Regions from separate parts of the Homo sapiens genome. Here region 1 is linked to region 2. Evidence: chromatin loops called from intact Hi-C (ENCODE). Cell type or tissue: HepG2. All regions are shown on one strand. Links, peaks and the distances in the headings refer to the core of each region. The heading gives the core; the rest is flanking DNA.

The links. Hi-C counts contacts between places; a loop is a spot of excess contacts. Peaks named below come from ENCODE experiments on the same cell type or tissue, not always from the same donor. Only the 100,000 strongest peaks of a DNase experiment are listed, where the experiment ranks them.
Region 1: it touches region 2 in a loop (6-fold over the local background); 7 of 110 quality-filtered maps call a loop at or near these places.

The regions. Positions count from the first base shown.
Region 1 is chr18:8,878,879-8,887,757 of GRCh38, reverse strand. No RefSeq gene overlaps it. Among named protein-coding and RNA genes, the nearest start is that of GACAT2, 180 kb to the right of the region's middle. In HepG2, for the core only: a CTCF peak has its summit at 5,046 (motif pointing left); no DNase peak of the experiment used is centred there.
Region 2 is chr18:8,692,827-8,701,705 of GRCh38, reverse strand. It overlaps GACAT2 (gastric cancer associated transcript 2), which reads left to right. Exons shown (of 2, transcript NR_120598.1): 2 at 5,585-5,850. Among named protein-coding and RNA genes, the nearest start is that of MTCL1, 8.3 kb to the left of the region's middle. In HepG2, for the core only: a CTCF peak has its summit at 4,755 (motif pointing left); no DNase peak of the experiment used is centred there.

The DNA of each region.
Region 1 (8,879 bases), core at 3,714-6,213, 190 kb before region 2:
GGAGCACCCAGATTCATAAAGCAAGTCCTTAGAGACTGACAAAGTGACTTAGACTCTCACACAATAATAATGGGAGACTTTAACACCCCACTGTCAACATTACACAGATCAACGAGACAGAAAGTTAACAAGGATATCCAGGAATTGAACTCAGCTCTGCACCAAGTGGACCTAATAGACATCTACAGAACTCTCCACCCCAAATCAACAGAATATACATTCTTCTCAACACCACATCACACTTATTCTAAAATTGACCACATAGTTGGAAGTAAAGCACTCCTCAGCAAATGTAAAAGAACGGAAGTTATAACAAACTGCCTCTCAGACCACAGTGCAATCAAACTAGAACTCAGGATTAAGAAACTCAATCAAAACCACTCAACTACATGGAAACTGAACAACCTGCTCCTGAATGACTACTGGGTACATAACGAAATGAAGGCAGGAAAAAAGATGTTCTTTGAAACCAATGAGAACAAAGACACAACATACCAGAATCTCTGGGGCACATTTAAAGCAGTGTGTAGATGGAAATTTATAGTACTGAATGCCCACAAGAGAAAGTATGAAAGATCTAAAATTGACACCCTAACATCACAATTAAAAGAACTAGAGAAGCAAGAGCAAACACATTCAAAAGCTAGCAGAAGGCAAGAAATAACTAAGATCAGAGCAGAACTGAAGGAAATAGAGACACAAAAAACCTTCAAAAAATCAATGAATCCAGGAGCTGGTTTTTTGAAAAGATCAACAAAATTGATAGGCCTCTAGCTTGCTAATGGCCTAATAAAGAAGAAAAGAGAGAAGAATCAAATAGATGCAATAAAAAATGATAAAGGGGATATCACCACCGATCTCACAGAAATACTAACTACCATCAGAGAATGCTATAAACACCTATACGCAAATAAACTAGAAAATCTAGAAGAAATGGATAAATTCCTTGACACATACACCCTCCCAAGACTAAACCAGGAAGAAGTTGAATCCCTGAATAGACCAATAAAAGGTTCTAAAATTGAGGCAATAATTAATAGCCTATCAACCAAAAAAAGTCCAAGACCAGGCGGATTCAAAGCTGAATTCTACCAGAGATACAAGGAGGAGCTGGTACCATTCCTTCTGAAACTATTTCAATCAACAGGAAAAGAGGGAATCCTCCCTAATTCTTTTTATGAGGTCAACGTCATCCTGATACCAAAGCCTGGCAGAGACACAACAAAAAAAGAGAATTTTAGACCAATATCCCTGACGAACATCGATACAAAAATCCTCAATAAAATACTGGCAAACTGAATCCAGCAGCACATCATAAAGCTTATCCACCATGATCAAGTTGGCTTCATCCCTGGGATGCAAGGCTGGTTCAACATACACAAATCAATAAACGTAATCCATCATATAAACAGAACCAAAGACAAAAACCACATGATTATCTCAATAGATGCAGAAAAGGCTTTTGACAAATTTCAACAGCTCTTCAGGCTAAAAACTCTCAATAAACTAGGTATTCATGGGACTTATCTCAAAATAATGAGAGCTATTTATGACAAACCCACAGCCAATATCATACTGAATGGGCAAAAACTGGAAGTGCTCCCTTTGAAAACTGGCACAAGACAGGGATGCCCTCTCTCACCACTCCTATTCGACATAGTGTTGGAAGTTCTGGCCAGGGCAATCAGGCAAGAGAAAGAAAGAAAGGGTATTCAATTAGGAAAAGAGAAAGTCAAATTGTCCCTGTTTGCAGATGACATGATTGTATATTTAGAAAACCCCATCATCTCAGTCCAAGATCTCCTTAAGCTGATAAGCAACTTCAGCAAAGTCTCAGGATACAAAATCAATGTGCAAAAATCACAAGCATTCCTGTACACCAATAACAGACAAACAGAGAGTCAAATCATGAGTGAAGTCCCATTCACAATTGCTTCAAAGAGAATAAAATACCTAGGAATCCAACTTACAAGGGATGTGAAGGACCTCTTCAAGGAGAACAACAAACTACTGCTCAACAAAATAAAAGAGGGCACAAACAAATGGAAGAACATTCCATGCTCACAGATAGGAAGAATCAATATTGTGAAAATGGCCATACTGCCCAAGGTGATTTATAGATTCAATGACATCCCCATCAAGCTACCAATGACTTTCTTCACAGAATTGGAAAAAACTACTTTAAAGTTCATATGGAACCAAAAAAGAGCTCACATTACCAAGTCAGTCCTAAGCCAAAAGAACAAAGCTGGAGGCATCATGCTACCTGATTTCAAACTATACTACAAGGCTACAGTAACCAAAACAGCATGGTACTGGTACCAAAACAGCATGGTACTGGTACCAAAATAGAGATATTGACAAATGGAACAGAATAGAGCCCTTGAAAATAATACCACACATCTACAACCATCTGGACTTTGACATACGTGACAAAAACAAGAAATGGGGAAAGGATTCCCTATTTAATACATGGTGCTGGGAAAGCTGGCTAGCCATATGTAGAAAGCTGAAACTGGATCCCTTCCTTACACCTTATACAAAAATTAATTCAAGATGGATTAAAGACTTAAATGTTAGACCTAAAACCATAAAAACCCTAGAAGAAAACCTAGGCAATACCATTCAGGACATAGGCATGGATAAGGACTTCATGACTAAAACACCAAAAGCAATGGCAACAAAAGCCAAAATTGACAAATGGGATCTAATTAAACTAAAGAGCTTCTGCACAGCAAAAGAAACTACCTTCAGAGTGAACAGGCAACCTACAGAATGGGAGAAAATTTTTACAATCTACCCATCTGACAAAGGGCGAATATCCAGAATCTACAAAGAATTTAAACAAATTTACAAGAAAAAAACAAACAACCCCATCAACAAGTGGGTGAAGGATATGAACAGACACTTCTCAAAAGAAGACATTTATGCAGCCAAGAGACACATGAAAAAATGTTCCTCATCACTGGCCATCAGAGAAATGCAAATCAAAACCACTGTGAGATACCATCACATACCAGTTCAAATGGCGATCATTAAAAAGTCCAGAAACAACAGGTGCTGGAGAGGATGTGGAGAAATAGGAACACTTTTACACTGTTGGTGGGACTGTAAACTAGTTCAACCATTGTGGAAGACAGTGTGGCAATTCCTCAAGGATCTAGAATTAGAAATACCATTTGACCCAGCCATCCCATTACTGGATATATACCCAAAGGATTATAAATCATGCTGCTATAAAGACACATGCACACGTATGTTTATTGCGGCACTATTCACAGTAGCAAAGACTTGAACCAACCCAAATGTCCAACAACGATAGACTGGATTAAGAAAATGTGGCACATATACACCATGGAATACTATGCAGCCATAAAAAAGGATGAGTTCATGTCCTTTGTAGGGACATGGATGAAGCTGGAAACCATCATTCTGAGCAAACTATTGCAAGGACAGAAAACCAAACACCGCATGTTCTCACTCATAGGTGGGATTTGAACAATGAGAACACTTGGACGCAGGGTGGGGAATGTCATACACCAGGGCCTATCGTGGAGTGGGGGGAGGGGGGAGGGATAGCATTAAGAGATATACCTAATGTAAATGACGAGTTAACAGGTAAAGCACACAAACATGGCACATGTATACATATGTAACAAACCTGCACGTTGTGCACACATGCCCTAGAACTTAAAGTATAATGATGATGATAATAATAATAATAAAGAAGATATGCATCAGGCTTCATGTGTCAAAATGCCTGCCTTATCCTATCTTTCCATCTTATTTATTTATTTTTTGAGATGAAGTTTCACTCTTATCGCCCAGGCTGGAGTGCAAAGGCACGATCTCGGCTCACTGCAACCTCTGCCTTCCAGGTTCAAGCAATTCCCTGCCTCAGTCTCCTGAGTAGCTGGGATTACAGGCATGCACCACCATGCCTGGCTAATTTTGTATTTTTAGTAGAGATGGGGTTTTGCCATGTTGGTCAGGCTGGTCTCAAACTCCTGACCTCAAGTGATCTGCCTGCCTTGGCCTCCCAAGGTGCTGGGATTACAGGTGTGAGCCACTGTGTCCAGCCCATCTTATTTAATTTTTATACCTCCTTTGGGAAGCCAAGGTGAAAGAATCACTTGAGGCCAGGAGTTTGAGACCAGCCTGGGTGAAATAGTAAGACCCTGTCTCTACAAAAAAAAAAAAATGAGAAAATTAGCCGGGTGTGTAGCCTGTAGTCCCAGCTACTCAAGAGGCTGAAGCACAAGGATCACTTGAGCCCAGGAGTTCAAGGCTGTGGTAAGCTATGATCAAGCAACTGAACTCCAGCCTGGATGACACAGCAAGCCTTTGTCTCTAAAAAAATAAAAAATAAATAAAAAATTTTATATACATTAAGATTTAAAGGCCATGAAAGTTGTTCTTCAATAGAAAACTACGTTAGTGTTAGATATAAGTTCTAATTTTCTCTTCAAAGAATCAGCATGTCAGTATGTTTAATTCTTTGCCTTCTACTTTTAAACTTAACTTCCTCGTAAAGCAACTTTTTTCGATTACTTACTCCACCCTGACTCATTCTGATTATCTACTCCACTCTGACTCATTCCAATCACCTGCTCCACTCTAACTTATTCAGATTACCTGCTACCTGCTCCGCCCTGACTCGTTCTTCACCCTGCTTAACCATTTTTTCCTGCCAAAACACCCACCCCCTCACCCTCTTTAAATTAGCCAATCGGAATTATTTTAGCCTGTGCAGTCTAACCCTAGCCAATAGGGGAACGACACAGCAGCAGGTGCCACGTGCGTCAGGGATAAGAACCTCTTCCCCTCCCTTGTCCAAGTGTGTGCTCACCATTGCTCCATCTATAAGGGTGCACCCTTCTATAGAAGTAACTTGCCTCGCTGAGAATTAAAATTTTATATTTGAGTGCTATTTCTTTTGTGGCATTGAAACTTTATATATAACAATTTGGGGGCTCGCCCATGATTGCATTCCCCTCTTGGGATGGTCTCTGGTTCTGTCTCGTGAGGAGGCGCGCCCCGCCCCCTTGTGGCAGCCTCAGGGGTGAGAAATGATTCCTCAGTATGGGAATAACCCAAGCTCTCAGCAACATGGAAAAAAAAATAAAGGCAAGAACTTTCCAGTGGGGAAATTGAGCCTTATCCCAAAAGGCAAGAAATTTCCAGTGAGGAAATTGAGCCTCACCCCAAAACACAAGAAATTTCCAGTGGGGAAATTGAGCCTCACCCCAAAACACAAGAAATTTCCAGTGGGGAAACTGAGCCTCACCCCAAAAGGTGAGAAATTTCCAGTAGGGGAAATTGAACCTTGAACCTTACCCCAAAACCATCAAGATGGGAAATACACCAAGCAAGAGAGGGAGCAAGGAGGATAAAGATGGTAACAAAGATATCACTCTGGATAGCCCCCTAGGTCTCATGCTAAAACACTGGAAGGCTAATGAAAGGACTAAACATAGGAAAAAGCAACAAATGATAAAATATTGCTGTTTTCTTTGGACTCAGGGACCCATCCTCAAACCCTCAATCTTCTGGCCGAAGTTTAGGTCGAATGAGGATGCAATGTGTCAGTTTCTAATCTGATATGTTAATGATAGAAGTCCAGTGTCTCAAGAAGAACTAGGCTATGGAGGCAAGGACCTGCCCTCCTTTTTCCCTTAAAAACAAATAGGGAAGAACCCAATCTGGCACCTCAAAATGAAAAGTCAGAGGAGCCAGCTCTCATGCCTAAAAATTCCAGCACATGGGATCCCCTAGACTATCTTCCCCCATTCAGTGTCCCCAATTTTTCCCCTCAGACAGCCACTGCTGCCTCAGATCCCATTCCAAATTCCTCCTCTACTCACATTATCCCTCCTCCTTATAACCCTGACTCTTGGGAATTACCATCCCATCAGCCTGTTCTCTCCCAACCTAAATACCCCTCTCTAAAAGGACTCCAGCATGAGGTAGAACAATGTAAAAAAGATATTCAGGATTTCCCATTTCCCTTGGTACCTAAGAGGTCAGCCCCAGTGCTCTTCGCTTTGAAAGAGGTACCACAAGGAGGGGGTGGCCATTGGCTTTGTAAATACTCCCCTAACCAGTTCAGAAGTCCAGAATTTTTTTTAAAAAGGAGCTTAAACTGCTACTAGGTGACCCTTACGGTGTGGCAGACCAAATTGAGCAATTCTTAGGACCTCAGTTGTAAACTTGGGTTGAGTTAATGTCCATCTTGGGTGTCCTCTTTTTAGGGGAAGAAAGAGTAGCTCCACTACTGCAGGTCCTTCCCCTAGGGGAAAGGGAAGGAGAGAGGAGAACAGCAGCATAAGCAGCTGGCAGAGGCAGGGAAAGAACAGTAGAGAGGAAAGAGAGAAAGAGAGGGGAAAGAGAAAGAGAGAGCAGAAAGAAAGAGAGAGACAGAAAGAGAGGCGGAGAGAGAGGAAGAGACAGAAAGACAAAGAGGGAGTCAAAGAGAGAGATAGGCAGAGAGAGAGAGGAAGAGACAGAGAGACAAAGAGGGGGTCAAAGAAAGAGAAAGAGACAGAAAGTCAAAGAGAGAAAGAGAGAAGTAGTAAAGAGAAAACAGTGTAACCTATTCCTTTAAAAGCCAGGGTAAATTTAAAACCTGTAATTGATAATTGAAGGTCTTCTCCATGAGCTTATAACACCCCAATACTACCTTGTTGTCAGTATAAACAAGGGCATAGCCGGAAAGCACTGAGGCCTTCCTATCAAAAATCATTAACCCAGTAACTTGTGGATGGCCCAAATGCATTTAATCTGTAGCTGCAACTGCTTTGCTAGCAGAAGAAAGTAGAAAAATAGCTTTTAGAGGAAACCTCATTGTGAGCACAACTCCCCAGTTCAGAACCATCCTAAGTCAAAAAAAAAAAAAAAAAAAAAGCAAAAATGTAGCTTACTAACTCAAAAATCTTGAAGTATGGGACTATTCTGTTAGAAAAAGATGATTTAACATTAGCCACTGATAATTCCCTTAACCCAGCAGGTTTCCTAACAGGGGATCTAAATCTTAATTAATTACCATACAAAGGTCTGACCAGACCTAGGAGGAACTCCCTTTAGGACAGTTCCCGGGAGGACAGATGGTTCCTCCCGGGTGGGTGACTGAGGGAAAAAGACACAATAGGTATTCAGTAATTGATAGGGAAACTCTTGTAAAAGCAGAGTTAGGAAAATTGCCTGATAATTGGTCTACTCCAAGGTTTGAGCTGTTTCCACTCAGCCAAGCCTTAAAGTACTTACAGAACCAGGAAAGAACCATCTATACCAATTCTAAATTTGGACTAAACAAAGTCTTATTAACAGCAAAGGATAATTGAAATCCAAAACTTACAAGGTTTTCAACAAAAGTAAAGTTTGCTCAAAGTTAACAGTGTAACATGTATTATCCTAACTTCAAATCTTATGGCCTTAGGCAGTCTAGTCCACAGACAGGAAGGAAGTTCGCTTTGGAAAAGAATGGTTATCATCTTTAGGGGGAAAAAAGTGGGGGTGTGGGGTGGGGGGGAGAATTTATGTAAAAATAATGTTATATGGTAAATTCTTATCCTAAAATAAATTAACTGGTTGTTTAAAGAAAAGGATGTTTGCAACAAGTCACAAAGTTGAGGCGTGTCAAAGAATTGTCTGTGAAAATCATGAAAAAAAAAGTTATAAAGGGAATTTATGCAAGAAATGTTGTAGAATTTAAAAGTAATTAGGCCTCCTCAATGTAAAAATATTGAAGAAGTAGTTTATGTGCAAGGTGAATAAGGTAAGTAAAATATACCTTTGGTAAAAGGATTATAAGGAGGCATAAGAATGTGGATTTTTACCTACATTAAAAACTTTAAAAAAATATTTTGTTTTAAAGGTTTTAGCAAGTTTTGAAACATTAATTGTAAAGGAAATTCTGTGTGTAAACATATTGGTTAAAGTTAAAGAGGTATCATCCAGTTTTTCTGTGAACTGGACATTAAAATAAAAGCTCAACAGGTTTTTCTTAAAGCACTAACCCGCTCTTTAACAGAAATTATAAAAGGTTAAAGAGTCTATAAAAATCTTACCTTATGGTCAGACATTAAAAAGTGAATAAATATGTCTACAAAGTTTTATTAAAACTAAGTTTAACATTAATAACACACTAATATAAAGGTGAAATATAGCTTATCTGGTATGAAAACCATACAGGAAGCATTGTCAAATATAAAATATAAAATTGTCAAATATAAAAATGTTTGGCTTTCTTTGGTCTAAAAACCAATAAAAAGAGGTGCTAACGGAAATTTCTCAGTAAGAAGGCACCAAGGACTATAAAGTCCACTGCTGATGTCCCTACAATTAAAACAAAAGGTCAATTTCTTAGAAATTATATACTTGGTGTATCTTCCACTTTCCTTTCCTTCAAAACTAAAAGTCTTTTAGCACAGGTACCACCCCTAGAATTTCCGGTAAACCAGCACCAGCCTGAAGAACATGTTTTCATCAAAGAGTGGAAAGAAGAAAAACTCGAGCCAGCCTGAGAAGGACCATATCTTGTGCTGCTAACCACTGACACTGCTGTTCATACAGCAAAAAAGGGATGGACTCATAACACCTGAGTCAAGAAAGCGCCACCGCCTCCAGAGTTGTGGGCCATAGCCCCAGGGGAAAACCCTACCAAATTAAAGCTAAGAACAATTTAATTCTCTTTCATTTATTCTGTTACTCTTTCTTCTTTCCTCACTCTATTGTTGACCACCTAGTTATTAACATAACCAAGTCAATTTCACCTCAAACTATTGCATTTAATACTTGCCTTGTTATACCCTGTGGGGACTTGTCAAGTCAAAGACAGCTCTCTCCTTCAGAAAAGTACCTCTGTCCCTCCTGACTCTCTT
Region 2 (8,879 bases), core at 3,215-5,714:
CTGCGTGCAGCAGTGGTGTGATGAGTAATGTTTGTGTGGCTGTGTTCACAACCTCTTTGTCCAAGAACGGTGTGGTATGGTGACAAGACCTGAGGCTTTGACACCAGGTAAATCTGGGTTCAAATCCTGCCCAAGTCATTTGCTGTCTGTGTGGCCTTGGGTAAGGTATTGTTATCAAGTCATCATCATCATTTAACACCAGTGAAATAATCTTCAGAATCATCATCATTATTTAACACCAGTGAAATAATCTTCAAAACTCTTAAAATATGAGCAAACCAGATTTTTCACTCAGATTCCAAACTCTCACTCAGAGAGTTAGAAATCTATTCTGTGTCTATACAGTTATATAAAGAGAAATGAATTCTTTTTTTACTTGGTTTGACTCATAGACAAAAAAAAAAATGTGACTTACTCAGGACTATACTTCACTCTATACTCCCAGGCAGAATTATATGCAGAATTTCTATACCTTTAATACATTGTCCAAACCCAGGCATATGTGTATCTTCCAGTTTTTCCCCTTATTTTAACAGAAAGGCACATTTAAAATATGAAAGCATTCCTGGTTGAAGTCATGAGAAATCATGAAATCATACTCTTTGAAAAGAATGGAAAGAAGAGGGAATTTTTCAGAGTGAGTGGCTTTTTGGGCACTGCAAGAAAGTTAACCTTAAAAAGAGACAACCTAATAATGCCTGATCCCCCCGCCTCCCCACCACCCGCCAAGGTTGAAGCTGGAGTCTGCATCCAACACTGGGGTCTGTGGGGACCTCCCAGCTCTCTTTGCAAGGGTGATTGCCAAAATGCCACATGGGACCTGAAAAAGGCTTCATGTCCAGATTGGCAGCTGTGCATGGCATTGGTGGTGACAATGACAATAACTTAAGAGGCTCTTAAACCTTGAGGTCATTAAAATCTCCTGGTGAGACTGTTAAAAATGCAAATTATCTGGCCACATCCCCAGGGATCTGATTTAAGAGATATGAGCCCAGAAAGCTGTATTATTATTATTATTATTATTATTATTATTATTATTATTATTTTGAGGTGGAATCTTGTTCTGTTGCCCAGGCTAAAGTGCAGTGGAACGATCTTGGCTCACTGCAACCTCCGCCTCCTGGACTCAAGCGACTCTTCTGCCTCAGCCTCCTGAGTAGCTGAGATTACAGGTATCCGCCACCACGCCCAGCTAATTTTTTGTATTTTCAGTAGAGACAGGGTTTCGCCATGTTGGCCAGGCTGGTCTCAAACTCCTGACCTCAAATGATCCGCACGCCTCAGAGTCCCAAAGTGCTGGGATTACAGGTGTGAGCCACTACGCCCGGCCGGAAGGCTGTATTTTTAACAAATACTTTTGATGCAAGTAATTATCTTACTTCCCATTGAAAAACACTGTGTTAGTGTTTCTTTTTTCTCTCTTCCTTCTTTTTTTTTTTTTTTTTTTTTTAAAAAGACAAGGTTTTGCTTGGTCACCCAGGCTGGAGCAGAGTGTGCAATCATAGCTCACTGCAGACTCCAAATCCTGGGCTCCAGTGATCCTCCCACCTCAGCTTGCCAAGTAGCTGAGACCACAGACACATGTGTTAGTGTTTCTACACAGGTCCAAGTGTCACATGGCTTGTCATGTGCGTTCTTCCTATTTCTGTTCAAAACTCCTTCCAATACTGTGCGGGATGACCCACCTCTATGCATGTGAGATGCTGGGTGATGGATATTTGCTCACTTAAATCTGAACTAGAGAGTCCCAACCTAAGGTGTGCTCTAGAGTCTGCTGGGAGAACAGGGGAGTCTCCCTGTGACATGAGAACCAGAGGAAGTAGAGAGGTGAAGGTGTAAGGAGGCCCTTTCCCTCCTGACCAGTGGTTCTTCATGGGGGTGGAAGCACCCACAGGGAGCATTCTAGACGTATATTGGGGTGTTTTCTCTTGTCATAACAACTGGATTGGAGGGCACTACTGGCATTTAAGTGAGGGAAGGGGAATAGTCAGGGGGGCTAGATATCTTGCAGTGTGCCCAGAGAAGGGTCGTCCTAGGCGGGATGAGGTGACTCACACTTGTAATCCTAGCACTTTGCGTGGCTGAGGTGGTGGATCACTTGAGTCCAGGAGTTTGAGACCAGCCTGGCCAACATGATGAAACCCTGTCTCTACTAAAAATACAAAAATTAGCCTGTCATGGTGGCATGTGCCCGTAATTCCAGCTACTCGGGAGGCTGAGGTGGGAGAGTCGCTTGAACCGAGGAGGCAGAGGTTGCAGTGAGCTGAGATCTCGCCACTGTACTCCAGCCTGGGTGATGGAGTGAGACTCCATCTCAGAAAAAGAAAAAAAAAAAGAGTCATCTCTCCTGCTACAGGACTTCCAAGTAAGAGTCCTCTGAAACATTCACGTGGGTAAAAAAATCTGTTTATCATTATCTAAGGCTAGAAGTACATGTTTTACACATAAACACAATACTTTTACATATAAAGCAGTATTTTTTAAGTTTTTAAAATATTTTTTAAAAGTTAATATAACTATTAATTGACAAATCATAATTATCATAATTACATTGACAGAGTACACCGTGTTGTTTTGATATATGTATACTAAAGCAGTATGTTTTTAGGGTTGTTTTACCATCAACTGAATTTTTTTTTAGGAATGAAACCACAGTAGAAATCAAGACTGGGCTGGGCACAGTGGCTCACGCCTATAATCCCAGCACTTTGGGAGGCCGAGGGCAGTGGATCATTTGAGGTCAGGAGTTTGAGACCAGCCTGCCTAACATAGCGAAACCCCATCTCTACTGAAAATACAACAAATTAGCCGGATGTGGTGGCACATGCCTGTAATTCCAGCTACTCGGGAGGGTGAGGCAGGAGAATCACTTGAACCCAGGAGGTGGAGGTTGCAGTGAGCCGAGATCGCACCACTGCACTGGGTGAGAAAGGGAGAGTCTGTTTCAAAACAACACAAAGAAAATAAAAATAAAATAAAGACTGCATTTTATTTGGAGATTTTCAATGCATTTTTTATCTTTGATCATTGCATTGAGGGAGTGCCACTCAAGGGACTGGAGTCATGAATAGAACCCACCTGTATTTGTCCGTGTTTTAGCAGTTGCTTCTATGTAGAGCATCTGACTACTTCATTATATATTTTGTAGTATATATGTACCTAAGCTTTATATATTGAAATAGATATTATTTTGTTATAAGTTGGTTTCTTATTATTTCTTTTTTGTATTACCATTAGAGAAGTATATCAGTTTTTAAAAATATACGGTTAGGGGAGTGACAACCACAAGTAGTGATTCTCATTTCAAGAAATTAAATGGCTACAAAACTGGTGTCCAGAATATATAAAGAACCCTTGCAACTCAGCAATAAAAAGACAAGTAACACAATTTTAAAATGTTCAAAGGATTTGAATAGACATTTCTTCAAAGAAGATATATAAATCACCAATGAGCATATGAAAATGTACTCAACTTCATTGGTCATTAGAGAAATGCAAATAGAAGTCACACCCATTAGGATGGCTAAAATAAAAAAAGATGAACAATAACAAATGTTGGCAAGTATGTGGAAAAATTAGAACCCTCATACACTGTGGATGGGAATGTAAAATGGTGCAGACACTTTGGAAAGTTGGCTATTCCTCAGAGATTTACCATATGACACAGCAATTCTACTCTTAGGTGTATACCCAAGACAATTAAAAAGATATATACAGGCCGGGCGCGGTGGCTCAGGCCTGTGGTCCCAGCACTTTGGGAGGCCGAGGCGGGTGGATCGCGGGGTCAGAAGATCGAGGCCGTCCTGGCTGATACGGTGGAACCCCGTCTCTACTAAGAGTACGAAAAATTAGCCGGGCGTGGTGGGGGGCGCCTGTGGTCCCAGCTACTTGGGAGGCTGAGGCAGGAGAATGGCGTGAACCTGGCGGGCGGAGCTTGCAGTGAGCCGGGATTGCGCCACTGCACTCCACCCTGGGCGACGGAGCGAGACTCCGTCTCAAAAAAAAAAAAAAAAAGATATATACACAGAAAAACTTGTACATAGATGTTCATAGTAGTATTCCAATACACATGCCCATCAGTAGATGAATGGATAAGCAAAACGTGGTATATTAATAAATGAAATATTATCCAGCCACAAAAAGCAATGAAGTACTGATACATGATCCAATATGGATGGACCTTGAAAACTATACTAAATGAAAGAAACCAGCCACAAAAGGCCACATAGTACATGATTACATTTGTATAAAATGTCCAGAATTAGCAATTCCATAAAGACAGAAAGTAGATTAGTAGTTGCCAAGGGCTGAGGGAAGGAGGAATGGGAGTGACTGCTGCTAATGGGTACAGGGTTTCTTTTTGGGGTGAGAAAAGTGTTCTGGAATTACATAATGATGATAGTTGTATAACTTTGTGAATATACTAAGACACACTGAATTGTATCTTTTAAAAAGTTAAATTTTATGGTACGTGAATGATACCTCATTAAAATAGTTACATGAGAAAAAAAGGCAAAATACAGGGTATAATTCAAGAATTTTAATTTTTAAATATAAAGTATTTATAGCCAAATTTGATTTACTTTTAAAATATGTCTTATTAAATAGTTTAATAAAAGCAAAACTGTTCTAGCAAAAAAAAAAAAGAAATTAAATGGCATTTGTAAAAAAAAAAAAAAAAAAAGCAGGTGGGGCTCTGGGGCTGGCAGGGTTGAGAAAGAGACAGCTCCTGCCCCGAGAGAGCCGCGATGTCCCGGAGGGTGCCCCCTTGTGGTGGCTTTTGGGATGGCACCCTTCCCCACTGGGATAAAATAGAATCTATTATGGAATGGTCAGCCCCACGGTGATGGGTGTATGTATAATTTAAAACAGCCTCCAGGTGGTTCTAAGAATCTTCTTTCATCAGAGGAGGCAGAATTCCCTTATACAACCTTTTGGCATGTTTGCTACATGTTTGCAACCTTTTGGCATATTGCCTTGAAATTGAACATTTGAACTCTTTTTCTCTTAAAACATAACTGCTAAACTTTCAAAAATTATCCTGGGATTCTAAGCTTGTTGCACAGGAAAAATACGTTGTTATGTAAGGAAAACTAATCAAAGTTCTCTACCTTTCCTGGTCAGCAGCATGTGTTTCCAAAAAATTTAAGAGAAATTAATGGGTTAATTGAGAACATTCTACATCTCACCATGTTTGCTCTTATCATAATTCACCATTGCTGATTTCTCTACCTACAGAGTTGCTGAACCTGGCTTGATTTTCCCATAGAACTGAAGCCTGAGGAACTTATATTTGTTTTGTCTGAGTTTCTTTCTCGGGAAACCAACCATCAGGGCTCCCAGATAGTATCAGGGAACTGAAACTTTTCAGATGATGGCATCCAGTCATGAGATGCACCTGCTGCCTGTTGACCAATTCCTCTTCTTTACCTCTCTCTAACCCCCTGCTATATAAACCCCTAACTTTAGATAGTTAGGGAGATAGATTTGAGACTGGTCTCCCATGTCCCAGCTGATGTCACCTGCATTAAAGCCTTTCTTCCCCAGCAATACTCATCATCTCAGTGATTGGCTTTCTCTACAGTGACAACTGGACCTGGCCCGAACCCCTGGCATCTGGCAACATTATTACCTGTCGAAACAGAAGTAGAGATTTGAAATAGAGGATGCCTGTTCCCATTTCCTCCTGCTGTCTGGAAGGAAGTCTGGCTTTCCAGCCCAACTCTAAGCTCATCTTTACATACAAAATAAGGGTATGTTTACATGGAAAGCAAAAATAGAACCATGGATTTACAGAAGGTTCCATAGCAGCAAATAACAGTGCTTATGAAATAAACATTTTAAATATTATTCCTGTGTAAAATTATTGTCAGGCATACTTTACCAATGAAGAGATAGAACAATGTGGGTTCTATGCCTGGACACAATGATTTGTTTAGTGACCTTGCACAAAATAGGCTCAGTCTTCCTGGGCCTTAGAGGCCTTGTCTATAAAATTAAGGAGTGGAATTTAAATAAGCTTTAATATTATTCCCAGCTTTATGAATCTGAGTAAGGTTGACTTAAAAGTGTTATTTTTATTACTTTTTACATTACTTTTTTTTTGAAATGGAGTTTCGCTCTTGTCGCCCGGGCTGGAGTGCAGTGTCATGATATTGGCCCATTGCATCCTCCGCCCCCTAGGTTCAAGTGATTCTCCTGCCTCAGCCTCCTGAGTAGCTGGGATTACAGGTGCGCGCCACCATGCCTGGCTAATTTTTTGTATTTTTAGTAGAGACAGGGTTTCTCCACGTTGGCCAGGCTGGTCTCAAACTCCTGACCTCAGGTGATCCACCCCCCCTCAGCCTCCCAAAGTGCTGGGATTACAGGCGTGAGCCACTGTGCCCCACCCTTTTTACATTACTTTTAATGGCAAAAACCACAATTGCTTTTGCACCAACCTAATAATTCTCAGTATGGCATTATTCACAACAAACTTTAGGTCGCCTGTGTTCAGCCATTTTTGTGTCACCATAAAGAAATAACCTGAGGCTGGGTAATTTATAAAGATAAGAGGTTTAATTGGCTTATGGTTCTGCAGGCTACGCCAGCCTGGCTCCGGCATCTGCTTCTGGTGAGGGCCTCAGGGAGCTTCCAATAACGCTTTAAGGTGACAGGGAGCAGGCGCCACGTGGTGAGCGTGGGAACAAGAGTTGGGGGAGGTGCCACACACTTCTAAATAACCAGATCTCGTGTGAACTCAGAGCGAGAACTCACTCATCACTGAGGGAATGGTGCTAAGCCACGCATGAAGAATCCCCCCCCATGATCCAAACACCCCCCCCCAGGCCCACTTCCAACACTGGAGGTCACCATTTAATGTGACATTTGGAGGGGACGAAACATCTAAACCATATCATCACCTCTGTTCATTCTCAGACAAAATATACTCAAAGGATGTTAACTAATCTTAATAGAATAGCATAATTAGGAAGGTTAATATGATGGAATTAATATAACAGATGTTGGTGAGCCAAAAAAGCAAACTCAGTTGCCTCCCACTCTACCCTCACAACACAATTCTGATGCCAAATGTGCAGGGATTTTTCCCCAGCAAACAAGCAATTAATTCTGCAGTGGACATCAGCTGGGTGTCCTCTAGTTCAATTCAATTCTGACACTGTCCACCTAGAGATGGCCTCAGATTACAGAGGTTGAGGCCCCAGCCCCATAAGGCCACCCACCATACTTCTGATGCTCATCAAAAGCCCCAGGCTGTGACCTGTGCTTCCAATCTGGCTATGAATCAGAATTCCCATGACCCTGTTCTTGGGTTTGATTGATTTGCTGGAGCAGCTCACAGAACCCAGGGAAACATGTTTACTGTTATAAAGGATATTATAAAGGACACAGAAGAAAAGATGCATAGGGTGAAGTATGGGGAAAGCGACATGGAGCTTCCATGGGCATACCAGCCTCCAGGAACCTCCACGAGTTCAGCGATCCAGAAGCTCCCTGAACCCAGTCCTTTTGGGTTTTTATGGAGGCTTCATTAAGTAGGCATGAGTGATTAAACCATTGGCCATTGCTGATCAACTTAACCTTCAGCCCTTCCCCGCTCCCCGGAGATTGGGAGGTGGGGTTGAAAGTCCCAACTCCATAATCCTGTCTTGGTTTTTCCAGTGACAGCCCCCATCCTGAAGCTACAGAAAGGCATTTATCACTTTGAAGAGTCCAAGGATTTTAGGAGCTATATACCAGGAGAGGGGGAGGAAAACCAAATACATGTTTCACAATATCCCAGTTAGTTCTACATATTCCTGATGACCTTATTGGGGTAGAATGTTGAGTGTTAGCCATGGTTTTGTGTTTTTCAATACTGTGGATTTGGAATAAGTAAATTTTGTATTCCCTCCTTTAAATATTGCCCACAGAGCAGTCAGAACACACACAACATTGATCAATTAAGTCTGTCATCTCATATGAGTGCACCCCAAAACAATGACAATAGTAATATCAAAGATCACTGATCAAAGATCACCATGACAGATAATGGTCATAATAGTCAGGATAAATTGTGAAGTATTGTGAGAATTACCACAATGGGACACAGTGACACATGCTGTTGGAAAAGTAGTGCCAGTAGACGCACTCGATGCTGGGTTGCCACAAAGCCTCAATTTGTAAAAAACACAATATCTACAAAGTGCGATAAAACAAAGCACAATAAAATGAGGTATGCCTGTAAATAAAGAAAAAATTATATATATATAATAACATATAAAATATAATATATATGATATAATACATATGTGTATATATAATATATCTCACAGGATCTAAGAATCTGAGAGCAGAAAGAGCCCTTAGATCCTGGGTGTGGTGGCCCATGCCTGTAATCCCAGCGCTTTGGGAGGCTGAGGCAGGAGAATTGCTTGAGCCCAGGAGTTCAAGACCACCCTGGGCAACATGGCAAGACCCCATCATCCCCCCCCAACCAAAAAAAAAAAAAAAAATTAGCAGGTCATGGTGGCATGTGCCAGTAGTTCCAGCTGCTAAGGAGGCTGAGGTGGGAGGATTGCTTGAGCCTGGGAGTTTGAGGCTGCAGTGAGCCATGATTGCACCACTGCATTCCAGCCAGGATCATAGAGCAAGATCCCATCTAAAGAAAAAGAAAGAGGGCTTAGAAAGCATTTGCTGTCCCCTCCTTCATCAACACCTATCTTTAGGAAGTCCCCTGACTGGTATCTTCTTGTTATTATTCTTGTTCTGAAGGCTTCCTACCTTCTGTAATTAGGGTGGTCATATAGTTTATCATACAGATCATAGAACATTTGAGAGTGAAAGGAGATAGTCAGTAATTACAGGGGACAACAGGTGTGAACTGGCCCAGGCCGGGC